2 separate regions of the Mus musculus genome follow, and region 1 is linked to region 2. A link is a loop called in an ENCODE intact Hi-C map of the cell type or tissue named here. Cell type or tissue: heart. All regions are shown on one strand. Links, peaks and the distances in the headings refer to the core of each region. The heading gives the core; the rest is flanking DNA.

Region 1 (15,728 bases), core at 3,722-11,721, 130 kb after region 2:
CATTGCTGTGATAAAGTGCCCTGGCAAAAGCAACTTAACAAACATTAAGGATCATTTGGGTCACAGTTGGAAGTTATCAATTGAGGTAGGAAAATCACAGCAGCAGGAACTGGAGACCGTGGGTCACATTGCAACTGCAGCCCAGGAGCAGAGTGATGAATGAATGCACCCAGATCTCCCACAGGCATGCCCAGAGGCTTGTCCCCCGAGATGATTCTAGATCTCCTCAAGTTCATAATTGAGACTAACCATAGTACACATATGTACATCTTTCTCTCTGTCTACTTCACCATCTACCTCCTATTTGGCTCTGTCTACCCAGCTTCCCCAGCTTCATTGCTCCTAACCCCCTCTTCTGCTGGCTTTGTATATTCAGAGGTATTTCAAATGCTGGAAAGAACAATGGTATTAAAAACATTTATCAAACAATCTTGAGAGTCAATGAGCGATTTTTGGGTCTCCATATTTTTGAAGGGAGATGCAGAGCAGTGCAGGCTGGTCTCTACCTTGGGCCTTTCCAGCTTTGTAGCTTTATGGTCCCCCCCAACCAGAGAAGTCTAAGAATGCAGATTTATCTGGTTGTTTTGCTGAACTGACTTAGCATGACTCTTGCATATGGAGAGGCCAAGGTTCTGAAGGTTAGCACCTCTTCGCTCATGTTCCTTAATCTGGCTCGGCACCAACTGGAGAGCCATGGATCCACCCATGCCTGTACATTGTGAGCACTCACTCTCTGGGTTCACACCCTTGGTGAACTAGGCAAGTCTAGAGGCCCATGGTGGTCTATACCTCTGAATTCAGATTTGTAGCTATGAACAATTTGGATGCAGTTGGGATATGTTCCTTAAAGGTCCATGTGTTGGAAGCTGGTTCCCAGTACTGAGAGGTCGGATGGAACCTTTAAGAGACATGCACTAGTGCAAAATAACTAGGTCACCAGGCACAGCAGTTGTAAGTTAGTATAGTTCTCACGGGACCCAGGCTAGATCTTTGGAGAGGGTTCCATAAGAGATCAACGTAGTTACCTTCCTGGGATCCCTGTCTTCTTCTTCTCACACAGGCTCAAGTTATGACCCCATCCACTGCAATATCATGTAGCCAGGGTGCCTCACCAGAGCCCAGACTAATGGGACTATCCGATCCAGATTCTAGACCTTTAAAACTGTGAGCAAAGCAATCCCCTTTCGCTCACAAGAAAGCCAAGAGTAAGTATCAGGTTATAGTAGCAAAGAGCAGAAGAATCCAGGTTCTACACTGTGGCCAACAGTTGTACCAACTGGAGGTTTCCACAACGTGTTTTCATTCACATCTATTCCTATAGCCACTTGTTAAGTTGAATTTCCTACATTCTTTTGTTCCTTTCTTTCTTTCTTTCTTTCTTTCTTTCTTTCTTTCTTTTTATTTATTTATTTATTTATTTTTGGATGTCATAGTCATCCAACAAATACTATCCACAAGATGACTCTGTTCCTAAAATAGCAGAGTCACTCCAAATAACCCCAAAATACTAGATATGTGTAGTGGCCTATGTATCAATTTTCTGGGGTTACCACGACTGTGAAGTACTATGAACCAGGAGACTTTAACGATAGAAGTTTATCACCCCAGGCTTCTAGAGATCTCAGACTTCTTTAGTCTACAAGTCTGAATCATACTTGGGCAGGGCAAGGATCTTTCTGAAACCAATAGAAAAACCCTTGCTAGGCTCTTCGTTGATTTGTTGATTTGCCAATAGCTTTTGGCATTCTCCAAGTTTGCCCTCAGCAGGCCACCCTCTTACAAGAATATCACTTGAGCATGACCCCAAACTTGAATAATCACATCTGTCATGGCCTTATTTCTAAATAGAGTTGCATTGTAAGGTATTCAGAGTTATGAGTTTAGCATACTTTGGGGGAGGGGGGGGAGTGGGAGATATATAGCTGTACCCATATCAACTAGGATACAAGTTAAGACATAATATTTATATTAAAATACATGCAAATGAATGAGAAGAAGAAAACATTTCACCTTCGTTTAGAAGAAAAGACTTTCCAATTCAAAGACATGTTTGCTGTTCGATGGCTTCTTGCAGTCACCTCCCAGACTCTCAAGGAAGTAACTGTCTCCTGCTTTTTCACTCACCTCGAAGAGTTCCCTTGGTGGGAAAAAAAAATACGTGAGAAACATCAATAAGGGACCCATAGGAGCATGGGCCCATAGGAGAGGCTCAGTCAGCAATGCTGGCTACACAATCATGAGAGCCTGAGTTCAGATCTCTAGCACCTACATAAAAAGGGGGACGGGGCTGGAGAGATGGCTCAGTGGTTAAGAGCACTGACTACTCTTCCAGGGGTCCTGAGTTCAAATCCCAGCAACCACATGGTAACTCACAACTGTCTGTAATGAGATAGGATGCCCTCTACTGCTATGTCTGAAGACAGCTACAGTGTACTTACATACAATAATAAATAAATCTTTTTTTTTTTTTAAGCCACTTACATGGTGATTTTGTACTGCTGATCCCAGCACCGGGGAAGTGGACACAGGAGGATATCTGGAGCTTACTGGGCAGCTGGTCTGGCTGAATCAGTGACCTCCAGGTTCAGTGAGAGACTACACTGCAAATGTGTGGTGGGGGTGATAGGTCAATGAAGACAACCAACGTGGACTTCTGAACTTCATACACGTGTGTGCATAGCGCAACATACATGCACCCACACCCATATATGAACTGATTGGCCTAGTAAGGAAGAGGAGGCTGGGTGGCATACAGTTTAACACCAGACATATCAGCCATGTGACCGTGGCAGGGTCTTTATTTTCTTGTCTTACAACCAGTCATTTTCTTGCACCATATGCTCTGCTTCATAGTCTCACTGTGGCCCCTTCGTCAGTATGCTGGTGTTCCTAAAGGTTGGACTCAAAGGACAAAGAGCACACAGATGATAAATCTGCCCTTTTCTGCTTGTAGCTCATGGGGATCAGTACCCAGTTACATGAACACCAGAGTTGGGAAACACAGGTTTTTAGCGGGGCTTGATGTCCACCAAGGAGAACAGCACTGTCTCTGTGGCTGTTGCACTGTCTACCACAGCTCATGTTGTGCATTTTGTCTCCTGTCTTCAGGCCTCATATAACTCCAGGTACACAAGAAGCACACTGGCATCTGCATGCCAATTGCAAAGAATTACTTCATCTCCTAGGCAAGACGTTGAAGACGAATCTTGGAAATCATAGAACGTGGCACACGATTAAGTACCCAAATGACTGATGGGCAACTCAGAGCAGGGAGAGATCAACTTGAGTCATGTAGGAGCTTCATGAAAGCAGATGAAACTGGAGCCGGATTTTGAAGGTTGGGTAGGATCAACAGCAGCTGTCGTGAAACCCTGTTTAGATCTCCCTGCACATGCTCAGATGTCAGGGACAGCCTGCATGTGTGTACCATACTCACACAAAAATTCTCTCTCATTCCTTTCTTGGTCGGAGTACCTGAGATAGAAGAATTGGGCAGAATTTCTATTCCTAGAATAGAGATCTTTTCTTGCCAAATACACCCCAGTCATTCCCTGCCCATTCCAAGCCCCAAGGCCCGGAGCAGTAATGTGACTCCCTTGCATTTCTCTTAAGACCATCTCCCAGAACCCTGAATCTGACCCACCCAGGAACCTTCCAAAGGGAGTTAGCCTTCCCCATCTGTCACTTCCTAGGTTCAGCACCAACAAGCTGTCAGTCAGCATGAGACCATCTAATATATCCTTCTCATTCAAAACATCTTCATTTTCCCTCAACGTTTAAACTTCTCTCCACAGTTTTATATACCAGCCCAAGGTGGGAATTATTATGGGAAGGATACAAAGAAAAATGTTGGCACTGGCTTTGAATTTTAAGAGACGCTTTTAGAATCTCTGGGAGGGAGAACTGAAAAAGAGAAGTTTGTTGGATACTAAAAGCCATTCTCTTTAAGAATAGAAAGGCTACACCGAAGCTAATAGACAAAGAAGAATAAATGAAAAAATACTGGAGTTCAAAAAGGATAAATATTGTTTCATGGGGTTTGCGGGTAGAGATGGGTAGCGTTAAGTCTTAAAGTGAGCCTCTAAGAAAGCCTGTGTCAGGAGGTCTTGAGGATCTAAGACTCTGGGTTTGGGTTGGGACTGAGCACCACAGTGAGCAGCTGAGTATTTCCCCTGATGGCTGCCAGCCGACCCAAGTTCCCATGAGTGGGTAAGGCACACAGTAAGGACCAGCCTCAGCAATGCCCACAATGTAGCCTCAGCAATGTCTACAATCTGGCCTCAACAATGCCAACCATCTAGGCAGGATGTCCAGGTTACAGGAACAGATATGCCAGCATGGTTCTTCATGTTCAAGGATCGGGTACGTTATCTATATTTTTCACTCGGAAGCCTCTGGGAGCTATGTAAAGAGAGAAAGAAGTTATCGATATGAATTAAGAGAAGCATCGTCAACACACCTGAGTTGAAGAGCTGTGAGATTGTGGACTTGCTGACTTGAATTACTTTTGTAAGAGGCTGCTCATCTGATTAAAAGTAAGCTTTAAATATACTTTTTAATCTTAAAATGAGATAGACATTTACTAAGAAGTTGTGGAGAGAGCTCCCATGAACCCCAGGTCTAGTTTCTCGCTTACTATGGATTTGGTGTTATTGACTAATACCCCAACACGCTATTCAGATTTACTCAGTTTAAATCTCAGGAGTTCTTTTGAGACCCATCAAGACCACTACACTGAGCCAAATGTGGTGGCACACAACTGATTTGTTTGTACTTACACATCTAGTAAACGTACTTGGGAGGCCCATGTAAGAGAATGGAGAGTTCAAGGCCAGCTTGGGCCATGGATGGAAAACCTGTCACAGAACAAAACAACACGAGCAAACCACCACACTGCACTGAGTTCTAACACCATCCCATGGTTCTCGCAGCATTCTACAACTATCTGTTTGCCTTTTCTTATTTTTGCTGACCTTGAAAGTCTGGGAGAGTGCTGGTGAGGTAATTTATAGGAAGTGCCTCATTCATAGGATGCTGTTATCTTCATTTGGAGCTTGGAGTTTTGGAGGGGAGGCACAGGGAGGAACACTGCCACTTTTATTATATCTAGAACACAGTGTCAAGGTGACTTACTGATTCTTAAGTTCACCTTGATCAACGGGCTGGGGCAGAGTAATGGTTTCTCTGTTAGAAAGTTCCTTACCAGTTTTGTTCTCTTTGGAAGGTAGTGTGCAGCCTGTACCCTGCGAGAGGGGAGTTCTGCTCTGTCTCACTCGGGACAATCTCTACCTAAGTTACTTGTACTTCTGCCTTTGTCACTTCTACCCCATTTGCTTATTCCTTTACATCAGTATGGACTCAAAAATATTTATTTATTTTTTTTGCTTGTAATCAAACAGTGCTATGTTGTCTTTCTGAAATTGTTCTGGCTTGGGCCATGAAGAGCTCTTTCGACTGTTTCCTTTGTGTCCTGGGTAATCTTTTTCTGTGCTGCTTCCCCCCCCCCCCCTTGGGAAGTCATTTCCTTACCTTCTGGCACAACAGGGTGCTCATGTTAAATACTTCCTGCCCCACTACCAGAATCACCCATTTTCCCAAAGAGCCTGAATTCCTTTAATTGGAGGAAAGTATTAAAAACAAGATCTGAGAACCATAGAAACGCTCCATCTGTGGTAAAATACTTACTCTGCAAGCATGGGAACCTGAATTCAGTTCCTCGGTATTCCAGCTTTTTACTGCAGCTTGGGCACTAGGGAGGCAGAGATGGGAGGATCTTTATGTATTGCTAGTCAACTGTCTAACTAACCAAGGAACTCCAGATTCAGTGAGAGACTCTGCTCCAAAAAAACTAAGGTGAGAAGTGGATGACTGAGTTAGACACTGGGTACCTACCTCTTGTATTCATATAAACACAGACCCAAAACACAAATGTCGATAGTGCGTGCAGGCACACATGAGAGGCAGAGAGACAGTCATCAAAACGCTAGGTGTTTCCAGGGCCAATTAATTGACAGAGCAAGAAAATACAGGCATATGTACTATCATGCGGTCCAAAATATAAGCACACAGCTGTAGATCTTTACACACACCTATTGCAAGGTGAACACAAATTCCTATGGGTGTCTTCAAACTTCATCCTGACCGAAACCAAGCCTTCTAGCCCTTTTCCCTTGCTTGTCTGAGACTGCCAAGGGGAAAAGATCTGGTGGTCACTTAATCATCGTTCTCCCGTTAAACATAGGTGCGGGGTGTAGTTTGATGGAATTTGTTGATCTGTTTTCTCCTGCATGTGATTCTCAATTACCCGGCGCCCATTCCTTCACTGCACTCATCTTGCAGCCGTGACATAAAGCAGAATTTGATATTCCACACATCTGATTTAACGTACATTTTCTTTAAAAGTCCCTTTCCTCTGGTCTCCCCTGCCTCCATCATCTTCCCACTACATCTGGGTAGCCTGAGGACCCAGCACACTTGGGAGATGGGGATTCCCCGCAAGCACCCCCTCTCTCGCGCCTGCTTTTTACATACAAGGAGACGGTAGACTAGAGCAGATAATCTGTTTTCACTGCCTCTCTGCTCATTCAACAATTATCCCGCCCCTTCTACATGCCAGTGACAGCGCTGTGCCTGCGAAGGCCACACCAGCTCCATATCCTGGTCGCTCGGCCCCGCGGGTGACATAAATAATAATGAAAACGCTCCAGCGCTAGGACCGCTTGCAGTGCAGGCGCGAGAGTCCTGGCAGGGGGCGCAGTGCCCGTCCTGGAAGGCCAGTGTGGCTCGGTCACACTTGTTCCTGCTCCTCCCAGGTTTGGAGCAGCCCTGGAGGAGGAGACCTGGCCCGCTCCACGTTCTCTCTCAGCCACTCCATTTCGCCCTCCGGGCTCCCAGGCGCGGCTCCGCCCCTCCAGGACCCGCCCACAAAAGGCCCCGCCCACCAGCCGAGCCCACGCTCCGGCCGCTAACGAAGCTCTCCGGAAATTCCCGAAGCCCCTCTTTTTCCTTCCTCTCCTTTCCCTGCTCTCCCTTTCCTTTCACCCGGGCTCCCTCGGCCGTGATTTCTCCCTCCCCCTCCTTCCTTCCCCGTCGGAAAGCAAGATGGAGGCTCGCTGCTGCCGCCGGCGTTCGTGATCGCGGAGCTTCGCAGCCCCGGCCCCCGCCCTCGCGTGTCCGCGCCGCTGCCCGTGCCCCGGCCGGCCACGCCGAGGCCGTGGCTCCGCGCGCCCGCTCCGCGCCAGGCTCGCGGCTCCCGGGCGGTGTCCTCGTCTATGTGGGCGCGCTCCTCGGGCCGAGCCGCCGCCGCCCGCCGCCCCGGGGCTGTGCGTCCGCGCGCCGGGCGCGGGCAGCTGGGTGCTCGGCGCCGCCAGGCCAGGCGCAGGCGGCTGGGTGCGCGGAGCTAGGGGCGCGGGGCCCGAGGCGGGCTCGTCCGCCGCCGAAGCCATGAGCGGCAGCAGCGGCGGTGCCACCGCCCCGGCCGCGTCCTCCGGCCCCGCGGCAGCGGCCAGCGCGGCGGGCTCCGGCTGCGGGGGCGGCGCCGGCGAGGGCGCCGAGGAGGCCGCCAAGGACCTAGCCGACATCGCGGCCTTCTTCCGATCCGGTGAGTACCGCGGTTGCCCCGCGCGCTCGGCCGGCCCGGCGCGCCCGGATCTCCGGCCCGGTATAGCCCTGCGCGCTCTCGTCCCTGTCGCCGCATCGGGGCTCTGCGATCCACGCCGGCGTGTCAGGTTACCCACGCCGCCCTTGTGCTGCGGCTCGTCCCGGGCGCCTTCACTCGCTTTCCCGGCGCTCGCCCCTCGTGCCAGGCTAGACACCCCTCGGCCTCCCGTTTCAGCGGCCACGGCCCCGCGGGTAGGGGCGCCGGCTCTTTGTCTCTTGCTGGAGGGCCGAGGAGGCGGCGGCGGGGACGGCGTGGGCGGAGGCCGGTGTCCCGGAGGACGAGCTCACCGGGACCGGGGACAGCAGCTCTGCCCTGTAATAGCTTTTGGGCCGCTGGTAGCTGGACCACCAACCCCATTATCAGCGAGTGTCCCGACTCGGGGCTCTAGCCTGTCATCCAGCCTTGGTGTACGGTTCTGTGAAACGGGGCAGCCATCGCACCTCAGCCCAGGAACCGAGGACGGTGGCCGAGCTGAGGCGGCGGTCGGGTCGAGCCATTGTTTCTGGGGGAGGCCCGGGAAGGACATCTGGGACCGTGGTGGCCCTTGGGAGAGGCGTGGGACCAGGGCTGGCGGGCACTGCGTGGGTGGCGTGGACCTGGAGGCAGTGAGGGGCAGTTTAGGGTCCGCTCTGGCGAGCCGGAGGTGGCCGAGGAGGAGGCTAGCCCGGAGCCCGGCGGGCGGGAGGGGCGCTGGTGTGCTGCGCAGGGGGCGTGACGGGGCGTCCCGGGGACCCCGGTAACGGCGCCTCCTCCAAGCCCGGCCCGGCCCAGATCCCGCGCGAGCCCGGCTCGCGTCCGCGCGTCCCTGCGTGCAGTCCGGTTTGCTTGCGCGTCCGGGAGGCGGCGGAGGGCAGCGGCGGCCGGGGGCCTGCAGTTCGGAGAGCAGTCCCTGGCCGGCCAGGCTTGGGAGTGAGGATGCAGACTCCGCGCTGGAGAGCCAGAGAGGGCGGCCCAGGTCAGGATCCGGACGGACGGGCGGGCCAGGGAGGGCGCGGGGAGGCTGTTTGCCCGCCTCCGGGAGGACGGAGAGCCTCGGGGTCTGGTGAGCGGCCTGCACCGGGGTGAGCGCGGGAGGCTGACAGCTCAGGGTCTCAGTGGCCTCTTTCAAAGTCAGGTCCCAAACTGGAAGAGATCAGGGCCGCAGTCCAGGTCATTAGGAGCTAGCAATTGAAGCGACCAGCCTTGGGCGAGGCAGATAACTTCTGGGCCGTTAGACACCTGGTTTAGTTCTGTCTTCTTGATCTTTGTCTGGCAGGGTTATTTTTGATTCGTCTTAACCGATTGGTTATGAAGAGAAGTGACACGTTCCGTCTCGACTGTGTCAACTTGGGTTTAGTGTGCTCTTTCCAGCTCTCCCTCTCCGGTGAGGGCCTTGTAGAAAGCTGAGGTTTAGAAAGACATGAACTCCTTCAAATGAAAGCTTTAACGGTTTTTAACAATGTATTATTTATTTTTTAGTGTGTGACTGGCTGGAGGCATGGCCCAAAGCCACCATTCTTTCTTTTTTTCCATCACCTGTCACAGACTAAATGGTTTTGTGCAGAATTCATCTTCCCAATGTTCTTGCGTCCTAGAGGTGGATTTTTTTTTTCCCCTTATGGCTTAATGCACAGTTCAGGAATGACTTGTTTCCAAGATTCTCCAAAGACATGCTGGTCTTGATTGCCTCTCTTCACTCTGGGCTCTGCTCTTACTGTTCGTAGTCCTGGGTAGCTCGTTCGTTTTAGAGTTCCTGATCAGGTAAAGCCGCTTACTGCCTTGTTTCCTTTATTCCACCTCCAAAGTGACTTGAAGGAGCCAGCGCAGATTTTCAGTTGGTTTCAGAGTTGTCCCATCCCCCTTTAGAATTTCATTTCACCCTCCACTCTGAATCCTTGCCCCAGATCTCAGTGGTTGGCATGTAGGCTGGTGTGTCTAGCAGAGGATACCTAGGGGCTGGTCAGTTTGAAGCATAGACATCATGGTTTTAAGGGTGGCCTTGGTTGGAGACCTCCTGGAAAGAGATCAGTTCAGGTAGGAGCCCTCCTGGAAAGATTTGATTGACTGTGAATAAGGAGGAGTTGTCAGATCCATCTCTTCTGTCTTCAGGATGTGCAGACAGGGAAAATCCGTCCCTGTTGACTGGGAGGCAAGGCACCTTCTCCAAGGTCCCTGAGCCTGGTCCTCAGGGCACGTTCTATTGCTTACCTTTTCCTTCTCAGTCCTGTAGCTGTAGTTATTTGGTCCCCTCTTCTGTTTATCCCTTTCTTGCTTCTTTATTAAGCTTTATTTTTGTAGCCATAGACTGAAAACTGGTACCCATGGTTGGATGGAAGGGACAAGCTATCAGCTCAAACAGAACTTTTTAACAGAGAAGCTCAAAAATAGAATGAGCTACTGTGTCACTTCCCCCACCCCATCGGTGGAGGTGTGTGTTCAGCAGAGAGGCTGCCACCTGCCTGCATTCAGGTGGGTGGGTGCTGGGGACTGGATGTCTACCCCGAGCATGGAGGAGATTGCCCTTGGGGAGTGCTTCTTTCTGTAGGTTTAGTTCCTTCAGAACTGTGGGTACCCACACATTGTTTTTTCAGCTCTCTTGAAGTCCCAGGGCATAGTTTCCTTTTCATCCAACCATGGGTACCAGTTTTAGTCTATGGCTCCGAGAGAGAGAGAGAGAGAGAGAGAGAGAGAGAGAGAGAGAGAGAGAGAGAGAGGCACAAGCTTAGTAAAGAAGCAAGAAAGGAATAAACAGAAAAGGGGACTAAGTCACCCAACACCTGTCCCACTAAGGCTCTCCCCTCTTCTGCTGCTGTGGCCTTCTCTGCTAAACACTCTACTAAAGGAAGTTCCTTGTTCATTTTGGCAATCCTGACCAACTATACTTAGGCTTGGTCTACAGTGGCAAGCTGACTGGTGCTGAAGTGGGTTGAGTAGGCAGCCATCAGGGTTTTTGGTTTTGTTGTTGTTTGTCAGTGGAATTTGAACTTCACCTTTCTTTGTTCAGAATGGGACACTGAAAAAAAAAAGATGAGGAAAATTTCAAAACTAAACCAAAACAAAGAGCTGTCACAGACTGGAGCTGGACCAGCTTTTTTTTTTTTTTTTTTTTTCAGATAGGGAGTCAGACTTACAGGGAGCTCCTGTGACTTTCTCCCAGAGTGCAGCTGGGTAGGGATGGGATCAGGGCTGAGAAGTCTGATAGGACACCGGTGCTCCTTCCTGGATGCCTCTCATGGCCAGGATGTTGCTTACATTAGTTCTCACCGCCCCTGGGACCAATCACTTTTATTGCCAATCTATTTTGGGTCCCTGTCCTTGTGGCAGTAAATCATTCTTTCAGAGCTCCGTATTTAACCTTGCAAGACTGTGTGCACAGGCTGGGGAGGGGGGGGGCACTTACATAAATGCATTATTTTTAACCTGCCTGGCATGCTTTGGTTGGCGTTAAATGAATGCGTGTGGAGAACAAAGGTTTGTGGTTCTTCTGAGGCCACCACGCTGGGGTTTCTTTCTTAGTAAGTCTCATTCTGGGTGCCTCTGCAGCTCCTCGCTTACCGAGGGAGGACGACGCTTACCGAGGGAGGACAACGTGAGTGTGTCACCTTGGGAGGGAGCAGCATGCAAGCTTTTTTTATGCGTTGATGCGATGGTTTTCATATGGAGGATGAGGAAGCTTTTCTTGATATTTATTCTCTTAGTACCGAGGAAGTGGCGGGCGTCAGATTCGAGTTCTGAGGCTTGGAAGCTGTGGTCATTCACGTACTAAACAGAGATTGTGTTCTCAAGAAGGTCCCTGGTACCCTGAGTGTTTTGAGGAGGAAAGCTTGGGGGCAGGGGAGTGGGGATGCTCTGTGCTAGTGTGTGTTGGTCGCTCCTTTTTAGGTGTCACGGCTAGCTAAGCTGTTTCAGAGGAAAGTAAGGAGTCTTCCATCAAGACATTGCAAACTCACTCACTGAGGTGGGATGTTACTTGATTTCCCCCCCCCCCCCCATGCTCTTTTAACTCTCTGAACTTTTCGCCAAGATTTTAAAATGAAGTCTGTGGTGATGTTCAAAGTGAAAGGCGTATTAATTGTGATTTTTTAAAAAAAGGTATGATTAACAAAATACAATTAAGGTACTTTTAAAAAAGACTTTTTAAATGTTATGATGATGGATTTGGATACTGGAAAGCAAGAGGTAACGTTTGAAGTTATCGACTTAAATGAGCCATAGCTGATACTTACTTTGTTTACTTTATTCCTGCGCCGAAGAAAATAAAATTTTAATCTCATATTCTTGGCAGGATTCCAGAGGGAAGTCATATTCTTAATCAATAGCCACACTTACCTAGAAAAATCACTTATGTTGATAGGAGCGAGCTGTGTTAGACGATAAAAAGCAGTAACGGTGACCTTCCAATCCTTCATCAGCTCTACAGTGGCGTGGCCAGGGTTACCTTGAGCGTGTTATCTTGACAGGACGGCAGGAAGACAGGTCCTGCTCGGACACTGAAGGAAGAAAGCATTTGAGTGGCACTTCTCTGAATTCCTGTGGAATGTCTTTCCTGCCTGGGTGTCCTTTCCCTCATTCCTGCTTCTCTTGTCCTTTGGTGAGCTGGCAGGGGCCGAGCCATCTGCCTGGAGGACAGGTGTGCTTTGCATCTTCACTTTATTGAATCAGATGCAGCGGCCAGGAGAGGTCCACAGCTGGAGCAAGACCCTGGCTCCCTCCCAGAGTGCTCTTCTTTCTTTTCAGAGTTCTCAGAGGAGGAGCTGTCACCAAAGGAGTGGCACAGGAATGGCCATGAGGAGCTTTTCTGTGACCACTGCAGAGCTGGCTGCTTTATCACATTTTGGCTTAGTCCCTGCCTGTGTCTCTGAATTGATAAAAAGCAGCCTAAGGCTGTGGGGGAAGGCCCTACAGGTGTGGGTGTGTGGCTGTCACCTCTGCTTTCTGTCCCTGAGTTTTCCTGATTTCTGGTGTTAGATTCTCCTTCCTTTAAAGTAACTTTGCCTTACCTAACTCTCCACCAAACCCCTTCTATACTTCAGCTCCCTGCTGGCTTAAAGAGACCAGTATCTCTAATAGGCTGTCCCAAGGTTGTGATGTGATTAGGCCTTACACGCAAGACCTCCTTGTTTATGGGAAATCTCCCTCTGAACATTTATGGTTAATCTGTAAATGTTCATTTGCAATTCTTAGTCAATAGTAGACACATTAAATTTCCTTCATAACTGTGTTTTGACTTCATAATTTCCCCTTTCTATTCTTTATCCACCTAAGGAAGCCCCTTAAGATCCAAATAAGGAGCCGCCTGCTTTCTTGGGAAAGTTTATATTGCTTGTCACAGAGCTGGTGAGAGATGTTCACTTGGGCTGCAGTGAGCAGAGCTGCAGGAAGAGGGTGACCTCTGGAATTGTCTCTCTCCAGAGACTTTGCCCCCTGTGGAGTGTTTAGTCTGAGGGCCACATGTGCTCTGCAGGCCAAAGATCTTTTGTTGACAAATGTACTTGACTTTTAGCTTCCTAGCTCCTTGTCTAAGATCCTCTTGGGAGGGGATTACAAAGTCACCTATAGACAAGTGTGATGTACTAGATATATCACCCAATTTGGTTTTTTTCTCCGAAAATAAAAGTTCCTTCCTGGGTTCCCATGAGAAGTGTGCCTTGCGGGAAGCCATCTGGTATGTAAGTAAGAGGTAAGATTGGTGGCTTGAAGCACGACTCACCAGTATTGCAACACTGGCAGCTCTGATTGCTGCTGCTCTGAGTTTTCCCGCTCTCGTGACTTTTACTGCAGTGCCTCTGTACTTCTGGCATTGAACAAGCTTTCTAGGGATTTGGAGATGGGCTGTTCCTGTCTTCCTGTTTGCAGATCATCCTCTTTGTATCGACTTGTCTCATATTCTGATGAGGAGAAGGGAAAGATGGATGGTGGAAATCCACAAGATTTTTAGCAAAATGGAGCTCTTCTTAGTAATTCTGGTTTTGGGGATACTGGATTACATAGATTGTCACTGTTCATGAAGAGAGGGAACCCCAGATGAGTCCCCCTTCTGTGTGTGTCTGTGTGTGTGTGTGTGTGTGTGAGAGAGAGAGAGAGAGAGAGAGAGAGAGAGAGGCAGAGAGAGAGAGACACAGACAAAGAGACAGAGAAAGTGACTCCCCAAACATACCTATTATTCTGAATACTGCATAAGAGCCATTAACACCAGCCCTGCCCTCCAAGAAAAGCTGGCTGTTTGTTAGTATTCTCATTCACTGGCCACTTGGTGCTGTGATTTGCCAGGTCCCATGTAAGATGTCTCTCTCTCTTTAAAACTCAGATCTCCTCTTCAGCATGTGGTGTGGTTCTGGGTTGCAGATGTCTCTGTCAGCTTCTTGTGCCCCAGGTCTCTCTTATAAAAATACCTGTTCCCTTTATTTTCCCAACCTCTGTTGGGCAAGTAAAGGGGCCTCACTGTATACCGCATCCTGTAGAGTCTGGACTGTCATTTGAAATGTAAGACATAGATTCTTGGGTGTTGATGGTCAAAGCTATAATTCCACAGTGTAGTACCAAGTAAAAGTTGACTGAAAGGTTCTAGGATACAGCAAGTGTTTCCCTGTGTTGGTTTGGGCTCTGTAATTTAGTTTCTGTGTCTCTTTCTACCTAATTATATCGCATACTACTTTTACACAAATAACACAAGTAGCCCCACATTGCCAAGGGAGGAGTATGGCTGGCTTGGTTTACTTGACTCACATCTGTTGCAGACCATGGGGAAGTCTTGACTGACGTATTGCTCCCGTGTCTTTGGCTGTCTGGACTGGGTGAAAGTGCTGGGAAATGTCTGTGGCTATGAATGCAGTGTTGGCAGGAGAGGCAGAGCAGGGCCCAATGGAGCTAGCCAGGTAAGGGATTCCTTATGCCATTACCTTGTAATATATTGTAACGAGTCCTAGGGCTTTCTTCCTTACTTAGGGAAAGAACAAGCCAGAGGGCTGGGGAGCATCTTTTCAAGCAGTGGTTTTCCTAAGTGGCCATGGGCGTCCTGGCTTGTCTGTGTTTCTGTTTTGTTCTCTCTGCCCCCTCCTTTGCTGTTTTTCATGCTCTGTACAAGCAGATGATATTGAGAGATTGTGGTGGTGGTGGGAAGGTCATTTGTTCCTTTTCCTTTTAGTAAGACAAGTGTTAGGCATTTGTTTTGGGCTCTTCTACATTTGGGATGCGGTTTTACGAGACTCAGTTGATCTGATCTCCTCAGAGTTGATAGTGTATTGACGAATAAAAGAACAGAATTGGGTGGGTATTTTAGTCTGAAATTGGGGATTCCTTTTTTTTGTTGTTTTGTTTTTTGTTTTTTGTTTTTTGTTTTTTTTCTAGACAGGGTTTCTCTGTGTAGCCCTGGCTGTTCTGGAACTCACTCTGTAGACCTGGCTGGCCAGGAACTCAGAAATCTGCCTGCCTCTGCCTTCCAAGTGCTGGGATTAAAGGTGTGCACCGCCACTGCCCGGCTTGGGTGTTACTTTTGAACCATTATTACGTTAAGTCTTTTATTTCAAAGTAACCAAGGGTAATACAAAGGGCGGTCAGGATGAGCTTCTTTGAATTGTAGCTTCGCTGTTACTTTTGCCTTTTCAGGGTATTTAGTCGGCTGTGTCTTCATTGTTAAATGCATGTAAAGATACATTTACTTGGAAGGGGAAGAAACTAATTTGAGAGGTCAGAACTCATACTCTGCAGAGAAGAAGGCTTTCTCTGATTTGCGAGTTGTTGCCATTTCCCTGTTTGTTTTGTCTGCCTCTGTGGATTTGGATACATCATTTCCCTTTTGATCCTGAACCATCCCACAGCAAACGGTAGAAATGATGACGTCCATCGCCTGTAAATCAGGAGAGCTCAACCTGTGGGTCGTGATCCCTGTTGGGGGTGGGGGTGGTATAACTGGTATCCTGCATATCAGATATTGACATTAAGATCCATAACAGTAGCAAAACTATAGTTATGAAGTAGCAACAAATAATTCTGTGGTTGAGGGTCACCACAGCCTGAGGAACTGTATTAAAGGGTCGCAGTGTCAGGAAGCTTGAGAGCCGCTGCTTTAAATGGTTCCATATGTGTTTCT
Region 2 (8,000 bases), core at 1-8,000:
TCATGGTCATCACTCAGGTTGACTTGAATACTCAGAGTCCTCCTTTCCTGTGAGCAACATGCTGGTGGGTGTGGCAGTTTGAATTAAAAAAAAAAAAAATGGCCCCAGCAGGCACAAAGGGATTGTCACTCTTAGGAAGGGAGGCTTTGTTGGGCTGTGTGTGCTTTTGTTGAAGGAGGTGTATCGCTAGAAGCTGGGCTGTGACGTCTCAGATGTTCAAGCCAGTCCTAATGTGATTTACCCTTTGTGATGACTGCTGATCTGGGTATAGAACTCTCAGTTCCTGCTCCAGCACCATGTCTGCCTGCACACTGCCATGCTTCTCACCATGACAACAATGTAGCAAACCTCTGAACTGTAAGACTATCCCAGCTAAATGTTTTTCTTTACAAGAGTTTGCCATGGTCAAGGTGTCTCTTCAAGGCAATAGAACCCTAACCACAACAGTGGGTAAGGACTAGTGGCAGATGAAAGTTTATCCGAGAGATGACTGCTAACACTGATCCTCGTTCCCATGCTCATTCCGTAATGTTGGGGTTACAAAGACCTCCAAACTCGTCTCATCCCACATATCCCTCCCATTGAGATGGAGTGGGGGGGGTGAGGGAGGGGGTACTTCAGGCTTGAGAGATGGGACCGGGAAGCAAACTAGGCTGGAAGGTAAACTGCCACCCATCCCTGCTTGAGAGTTACAGTGACGTTTGTGAGTAAGAATGACTCCCACAGGGTCACGTGGTTGCATGCTTAGCCCCCAGGTGATGAACTTTTTGACAAGGATTGGGAGGTGCGACCTGGTTTGGAGATTTGTCGTTGATAGTAGGCTTGGAGATTTCAAAAGCCCAAGCCCTGCTCCACCACCACCACCCTGCCCCCACCTCCCCACCCCACCACCAACCCCCCCTCCCCCATTGTCTCCAGAGCCATGACTGTCTGCTTCCCACCATGACGATAATGAACTAACTCCTCTGAAACTGGAAGCCAGCCTCAACTAAATGTTTTCTTGTACAAGAGTTTCCTCTGTCATGGTGTCACTTCACAGGAATAGAACAGTGACTAAGACAGGGAGCCTGCCACTGCTTTGACCAATAGGGTAGACTGGAAGTAACTTTCATGGCCAGGTCACAAAAGTGACTAAGCTGCCACCTTTACTCTGTAGATCACTTTTTGTAGCTTTCAACCACCTTGAGAGCTGCCTCCGCCTAAAGCCACCCTGTTGTAAGGAGCCCAAAACACCCCCTGCAAAGACACTACATTAAGCTCTATGGATGGTGGGAAAGCCCAGATGCTAGGCTGCTCGATACCCCAGCCTCCAGGTGCTACATGGAAGACTCCCTAAGCCAAGACCACTTAGCTGGCATTCAGTAACAGGAGGTAATAAGACAACTGCCAGTTTGTGTTTGATCTACTCTGTCACAAGGATAACCAGAGCTCCAGGTGGGTTGCTTTTATTTATTGAAAGTAAATACTCTCTTTCTATGGGTAGGGAGGAAATTTGGGACTGAGCCTTGTGTATTCTAAACAAGCCTCTACTGCAGAGCGGCAACCCCGGCACAGAATGCCCCTAACATTTCTGCCTAACCATTTGTTTAAATATCTGTTACTGTCTACCAGTCTAGGTCTGGGCTAGCTGGGCTGACCCAGCCACCCTTATCTATAAGGGGAAGAATGGAGGACCCAGAGGAACACCAGGCCACACAGAAGACAAAGGAGAGACCAGTGACAGGCAGCTTACTCTGGTGAGCTCTGAGCAAGCTAATTAAAGGTCTTTATTGCCAAATACAGAGAGGGCAGAGGGGAGAGAAGGCTGAGAGTGATAAACCACAGAGCTATTCTGAGATCCAAGCAACATAGAGACAGCCCTACCCCGGGGGCTCTTTATCGCCAAATAACAGCAGTTTGGCTACAGCTAAGTTTATCAACATGGCAATTTTCATTCCTTTTCCTACCAAAAGAGGTGCCTTGAGCTATATAACATAGACGCTAATCTTCCCATGGATTTTAAAACCTGGAGCTGCAGGATCAAAGGTGTGTGCAGGGTAGTTTATTTGAGGCCTCTCCCTTCAGCATACAGACGACTGTTTTCACACTAGGACCTCATGTGGTCGACCCTTCCCTCTGGCTGTGTATGCCCATGTTCTCATCATCTCTGTTTGCAAAGGTGAGCAATCAGATAGGACCGGGGCTCCCGCTTACAGCCTCATTTGAGCTCTTTCTCAAAAGACACCATGTCCAAACACAATTGCGTCTTGGGGTACCAGAGGGCTGAGACTTCAACCTGTGAGTGCCACGACGGGAGTGAGTTGGCCTGGATTATACAGTGGGGATCTGATACAGTCTTGTTAGCATCTGCTTGTTGACTACAGTACTGACGTCTTTGTTCTAAGTAGAAAGTACTGCTTACTTACTGCAGGATTTGGGCCTCTTTCCCTCCCCTCACTGATGTTCTTCGAAGCCCTGTCAGATCCTTAGCCACTGCTGCAGCTTCACCTGCTGCCTCTCTCCAGAGGGCCCTCCTCTTGTCTCCACTGGGCTTCAGCTCCTCATGAGGCCATGTTTTCTGGCCGGACTGCTCAGCTCTCAGCCTCCTTCTGATCCACTGCTGGCTATAGGCGAGGACCGGTCCTCGGGACTGTCCTCACCACTGTCAGCGTAGCACACAGAGGTCGCTGTCTGTTCTTTGGTGATCTCCAGTCTCTGGACAGTTCCTGAGTTGGCCCTCCTGGAGGAGACTCTCCAGTCAACAATGGTTTCCTTCTCAGAGGTAGGCCTTGCTTTGTGTTTCGAAATGAACAGTCAGTGGGCATCCCAGTCCAGAACGGGATGCTCAGAAATGACCCACTAAGCCCACAGATTTCCAAGAGGAAGATTTTTAATTTTGTTCCTATGTTCAAAAGTCCAGGACCACATCCTGTGGTAGATGCTATCCGAAGACTCAGCCCACGTTCCCCAGTCTCACTCTACTGGCCCCACCTGGAAGCCGCATCAAAAGAACTGATCCTTCATGTTTGATCTCAGGGCAGAAATGCTGGCCTGTGGGAATTTTATCATAATGCCCAGTCTGGGGTAGCTCTCACCTACAGCTTTCACTACTAAGCCAATGTAGAGTACTAACTCTGGGCAGATGTATCACATGGAGTTTAACAAATACCACACCAGTATCCCATCTCCTGAAGACGGTCTCACTGTAAGTCAGTCATAAACAGCAATCAGGCTCCATAACTGCTTGTTATTTGTTTAAAAGAAAAATGAAGTAAAATGCCATTCATTTCAGAGCAAGCATCTGAGGAGCACTAGAGTTATGATAGAAACTTGGGACAAGGGCTTATAAGAATGTGGGCAGGCTGCAGGCGTGAGTCAACGGGGAAAGGGCTGGCTGCACAAGCTAGGGATGTGAATTCAGACCTCAGTACCCATGGAAAGCTGAAGTGCAGAGGCTCACACCCATAAACCCAAACCCAGCAGCAGCAGGAAGAGGCAGCAAGAGCCTGGAGGCTCTCAGACCCGCTGGCCGACCTGAACCACCGCTCCTTGAGAAACCCAGTCACAAAATATAAGTTAGAGACTGATAGAAGAAAGACCTCCCTCCATGGCAGCCAATGCATGTGCATGCAAAGTAAATCTGCACACACACACATACACACACACACACAGCCAGTACACATACACACAAAGTAAACTTCCATAGAGAAAGAGGTGGGGGAGGGCAGGCTCTGGCCAATATACAAACATGCAAAGTAAATCTGCACACACACACTTGTGTGCATGCACACGCATGTATGTGCACACACACATACACACACACACACACAGCCAGTACACATACACACAAAGTAAACTTCCATAGAGAAAGAGGTGGGGGAGGGCAGGCTCTGGCCAATATACAAACATGCAAAGTAAATCTATGCGTGTGCACACACAGGGGGCTGGGAGGGAGAGAAGAAGAGACAGGGAGAGAGAGAAAGAGACAGAAAGACAGACTATGGCCAATACTCACATGCAAATTAAAACTACAGAAACACCACAAAGAGACAGTCTCTGGCTGTGCAAACATGCGCATGCAAAGTAATCCTACTTGCTGTACACACACACACACACACAGAGAGAGAGAGAGAGAGAGAGAGAGAGAGAGAGAGAGAGAGAGAGAAGGCAATCTATATGAAGGAAAAGAGGAAAGAGGCAAAGAAATGGAGGAAGGAGAGAGAAAGGGAAAGAGGAAAAATAAAATGACAAAAGCAAAATGGGAAGGAAAGGACAGAGTGAAGGAGGGAGAAGAGAGGGAGAGAGGGAGAGAAGGAAGGGGACAGAGGGTAGAGGAGAGAGGGCAGGGAAAGGAAGGGACTGAAAGGAGGGGAAGGGACAGAAAGAAGTGGGAGGAGTAGGAGGGAGCGAGGGAGGGCGGGGAAAATGGAGGGAGGGAGAGGAAAAAAAGAGAAAGGGAGACGACAGGAATGGGGAGATTACTAAGACACTGAAGGAGAGAAGGACTCTTCCGCAGAATGAGCCGTTGTACTTTAAACACAGTCGGCACTTCACAAGTGTTTGCTGAATTGAACCGAACTGCTCAAGTGTAGTTAATACTTCCAGCCTCACTTTCTAAGTATTTTCTCTAGAGAGAAGTGAAAGCAAAAGAAAAACACCCAGCCAGCCAGCTCCTCGGCCTTCCGAGCACAGGTGGGGCGGGGCTGGGGGGACGGGCTTGCCCTGGATGGAGCAGACAAAGGGAGCCACCCAGCTCTCCAGGCTGGTTCCCTGGAGATGAAGCAATCCGGGAGATAAAAATATCCTTGGCAGATGATTTACGCTCGAGTTCAGCCGCTGGCTTTCATTCCTAAATAAAGTAACCTAGAGCCGTTCCACTCTTTTTTTTTTTTTTAACCTGTTTGTTGAAGGCCACAAGACAAAGCCAAATGCAAACAGCATAGAGGTATAAATACACTCCCCGGTGGCCCCGAGCCAGGAAAGAGCTAAGCATGACAAAATGGGAAAATGTAACAGGTGAGCTTCCGCCTGGAGTCTTAAAGCAGCCAAGAAAGATGCGGTTCTTAGAAATAGCTATGTTTGCAGGATCTTCTCTCTGATTCTGAGACCAGCTTCATGAGTCCCATTACCCAGACATGAGGGAGACGGGAGTTCTGCCCTCCCTAGGGAAGGTTAAGTTCTATGAGGTCAGTTTTCAGCAACATGACACCGTATGCATTATATTTTTACTTCAGTGTCTATAACCACAGAAACACACCTTTTGCAGTATTGATGATAATTCTCCAGAGCTGCCAAAAATCTTGTCCCTGTCAACCTTGGCTTAGGGTCAATGCTAACACGGAGTAGCACTGAGGGAATGATGTTGTGTGGTGTTACCACAAAACAACTGAGTCCTGCTTCTGTTTCTCTCTCCGTTCTTCTCGCTGACCTGCAAACCTTTCCCACCAATGACTTACATAAACTAGAAGCTGCTTGCTTGGCTGGGGAGACAAAGAATTATAGAAAGTATTTACAAAGATATGATCCATCATGTAATTACCACAGGATACTCCCATAGGATGTAAATTTCTAGAAGGGATATTATGTTTCTTATTTGTTTTTGTTTTTTAAGACAAAGATTCCTGATGTAGCCCGAGCTGGCTGAAAACTTAAACCCCTTTTGCCTCCTTTCCTTTGTTTGTTTGTTTGTTTTTTGGGTTTTTTTGAGACAGGGTTTCTCTGTGTAGCCCTGGCTGTCCTGGAACTCACTTTGTAGACCAGGCTGGCCTCGAACTCAGAAATCCACCTGCCTCTGCTTCCCAAGTGCTGGGATTAAAGGCGTGCGCCACCACCGCCCGGCTTGCCTCCTTCCTAAACACCGAGATCACAGATATGTTTTCTTCAGTGTAGAAATATTATTGGTATATTCAATCAACCTAAAAACATTATCCTATGTACCTTTTCTAGATACAAAACTGTATATACATGAATTTATTACAGGGGGAAAAAAGGCAGGGTTTCTCTACATAGCCCTGGCTGTCCTAGAACTCACTATGTAAACCAAGAAGGCTTCAAACTCAAAGAGCTCCACCTGTCTCTGCCTCCTGATTTCAGGGATTAAAGGTATGAGCCACTTCAGCTGGCAATTAAAGGAAGTTTTTAAATAAAGAAAAAATAAAATCCTGTTTAAAGTTACTAGCTAGAAATGATAGCAGTACTTTGTTGTATGCTTTTACTTTTGCATTCTGTATGTACTCATAGAAATATATCCCTTTAAAAACCTATTTTTTCACCATTAATTTGTAAAGATACAGTTTAACTTTTTATTACATCTCTTTGTTTGTTTTTGTCTATTCCGTGAATGCATGTGCACACATGTCAAAGTGCATATGTGGAGGTCAGAGGAGAACTTTGAGAAATTGGTTCTCTTCTTCCACCATGTGAGTCCTGAAAACTTGAACTCAGGTCTTCAAGCATGGTGCTAAGTGCCTTCACCCCAGAGCCTTCTTAGCAGCCCATAAACATAGTTTTCAACAATGTTTTGGAAGCTGGAGGGCTTACAAACTTGATAGGTAAAAAGACACATATCAAGTTAGCTTTTTTGTTATGCTGTTGAACAAGAAACATTTGCGGTGCATGGAGGTTCTTGTCTGAAGGTTGAGACAGGACGAAAAAGAGTCTGAGGGTAACCTGGGTTACACAGTAAGACACACCTCCAAAGAACAAAACCAAAACCAGAAGCAACAAAACCCAAGGGTTGACAACGTAGCTCGGCTGGAAGAGTCCTAGAATGTGCAAGGGCCTTGATCAGATCCCAGCACCACCCAAACCTAAAACAGCACACCTGATCATTTTAACTCCTCTAGCTTCACAGATTCACACCAAGAGAAAATTAGAGGCAAAGGATGTAGCAGCGAAATTTTGAAGCAAGCAATTGTCAGTGCAGAAGAGTTCAGGATGAAGCTAACAGGAGTGTGTGCCACACATCCTTACAAGATAACACTTGGAAAGCATTTGTGGTCTCACAGCATGTAAATTTAAGTCGAGTCATTTGTGGTTTCCAGGGTTTGCCTCATTTGCCACTTCAGGGTCTCTATTTGCTTTGACAGATTTTGATGAAAATCAGAGGGTCACTGAAAAAATTATAATGAACCAAGCATTCACTTTTGCTGAAATAGACTTATTATAAATGCTAGGTATTTATGATATATAAATTATACAATAACAATATTAACATGCTTCCCATAATGAGATGCTCACAATACAAAACAGCAGCTTTTAAACAAGGTATTAAATATTTACAGAGAAATTCTGCGACATTTCTCGGGCAGAATCTAAAATGTTGAATGGGTAGAATCCTCTGGAGGCAGCAACTCACAAGAGTTTGGAGAGAGGTCAAAGGAAGGGTAGAAAATTCCAATTAAATGTAATAGTAAGGTTAAGACATCTATTCTGCAAGTTGATGACTTGAGTTTGTAACAATGCATTGTATTCAGGAAACCTGATAGGAACAGACTTTGTGTTCTCTTAACCAAGAAAAGATACTCATCTGAGAAAATGTGTCCTTCACTTAGCTTCATTTAGCCACTCCACAATAGCTACTATTACAATGCTTTCTGTTAGTCTGGGACCGTGACTCAGGGGTAAAGTACTTACCTTACATTTGTGCCTGACAAATATGGACAATTGTGTCAACTAAAATAAATCAAGAATTTTACAGAGAAGAAAATGCCCAAGTAGGTGAACTTAGATATATACCATTCTTCATTAAGCATGCATTCACATTTATTAAACCATAACAAACCACATATTTTATGGATTAACATAGATTTTTATAGTAATGTAGCTGCAGATGTTATGGTTAAATGAAACATATATACTATAAATACACACATATGCAATCTTCCTTGGAGTCTCATACAATTTATCTAGATGCTATTATTACTCTGCAATGGTCACTGAGAGGAAGGAGTAGAGCTAAGATTCAGTTCGCTGGGAGAGATCTCGCCTGCATGCATGCACAGAGCCCTAAGTTGGATCCC

Evidence for each region. Peaks named below come from ENCODE experiments on the same cell type or tissue, not always from the same donor. Only the 100,000 strongest peaks of a DNase experiment are listed, where the experiment ranks them.
Region 1: a loop joins it to region 2, with 4 times the contacts of the local background. A loop is called at or near these places in 13 of 42 quality-filtered maps.

Annotation. Positions count from the first base shown.
Region 1 is chr15:28,017,212-28,032,939 of GRCm38, reverse strand. Trio (triple functional domain (PTPRF interacting)) reads left to right here and starts at 7,092. Exons shown (of 57, transcript NM_001081302.1): 1 at 7,092-7,600. The coding sequence starts at 7,444. In heart, for the core only: a CTCF peak has its summit at 8,451; DNase peaks (open chromatin) are centred at 6,819, 7,799, 8,529 and 10,889; H3K4me3 peaks cover 4,056 bases; H3K27ac peaks cover 2,444 bases.
Region 2 is chr15:28,155,779-28,163,778 of GRCm38, reverse strand. It overlaps a transcript of Dnah5 not described here. Among named protein-coding and RNA genes, the nearest start is that of Dnah5, 44 kb to the left of the region's middle. In heart, for the core only: no CTCF peak of the experiment used is centred there; a DNase peak (open chromatin) is centred at 4,708; H3K4me3 peaks cover 1,353 bases; H3K27ac peaks cover 2,701 bases.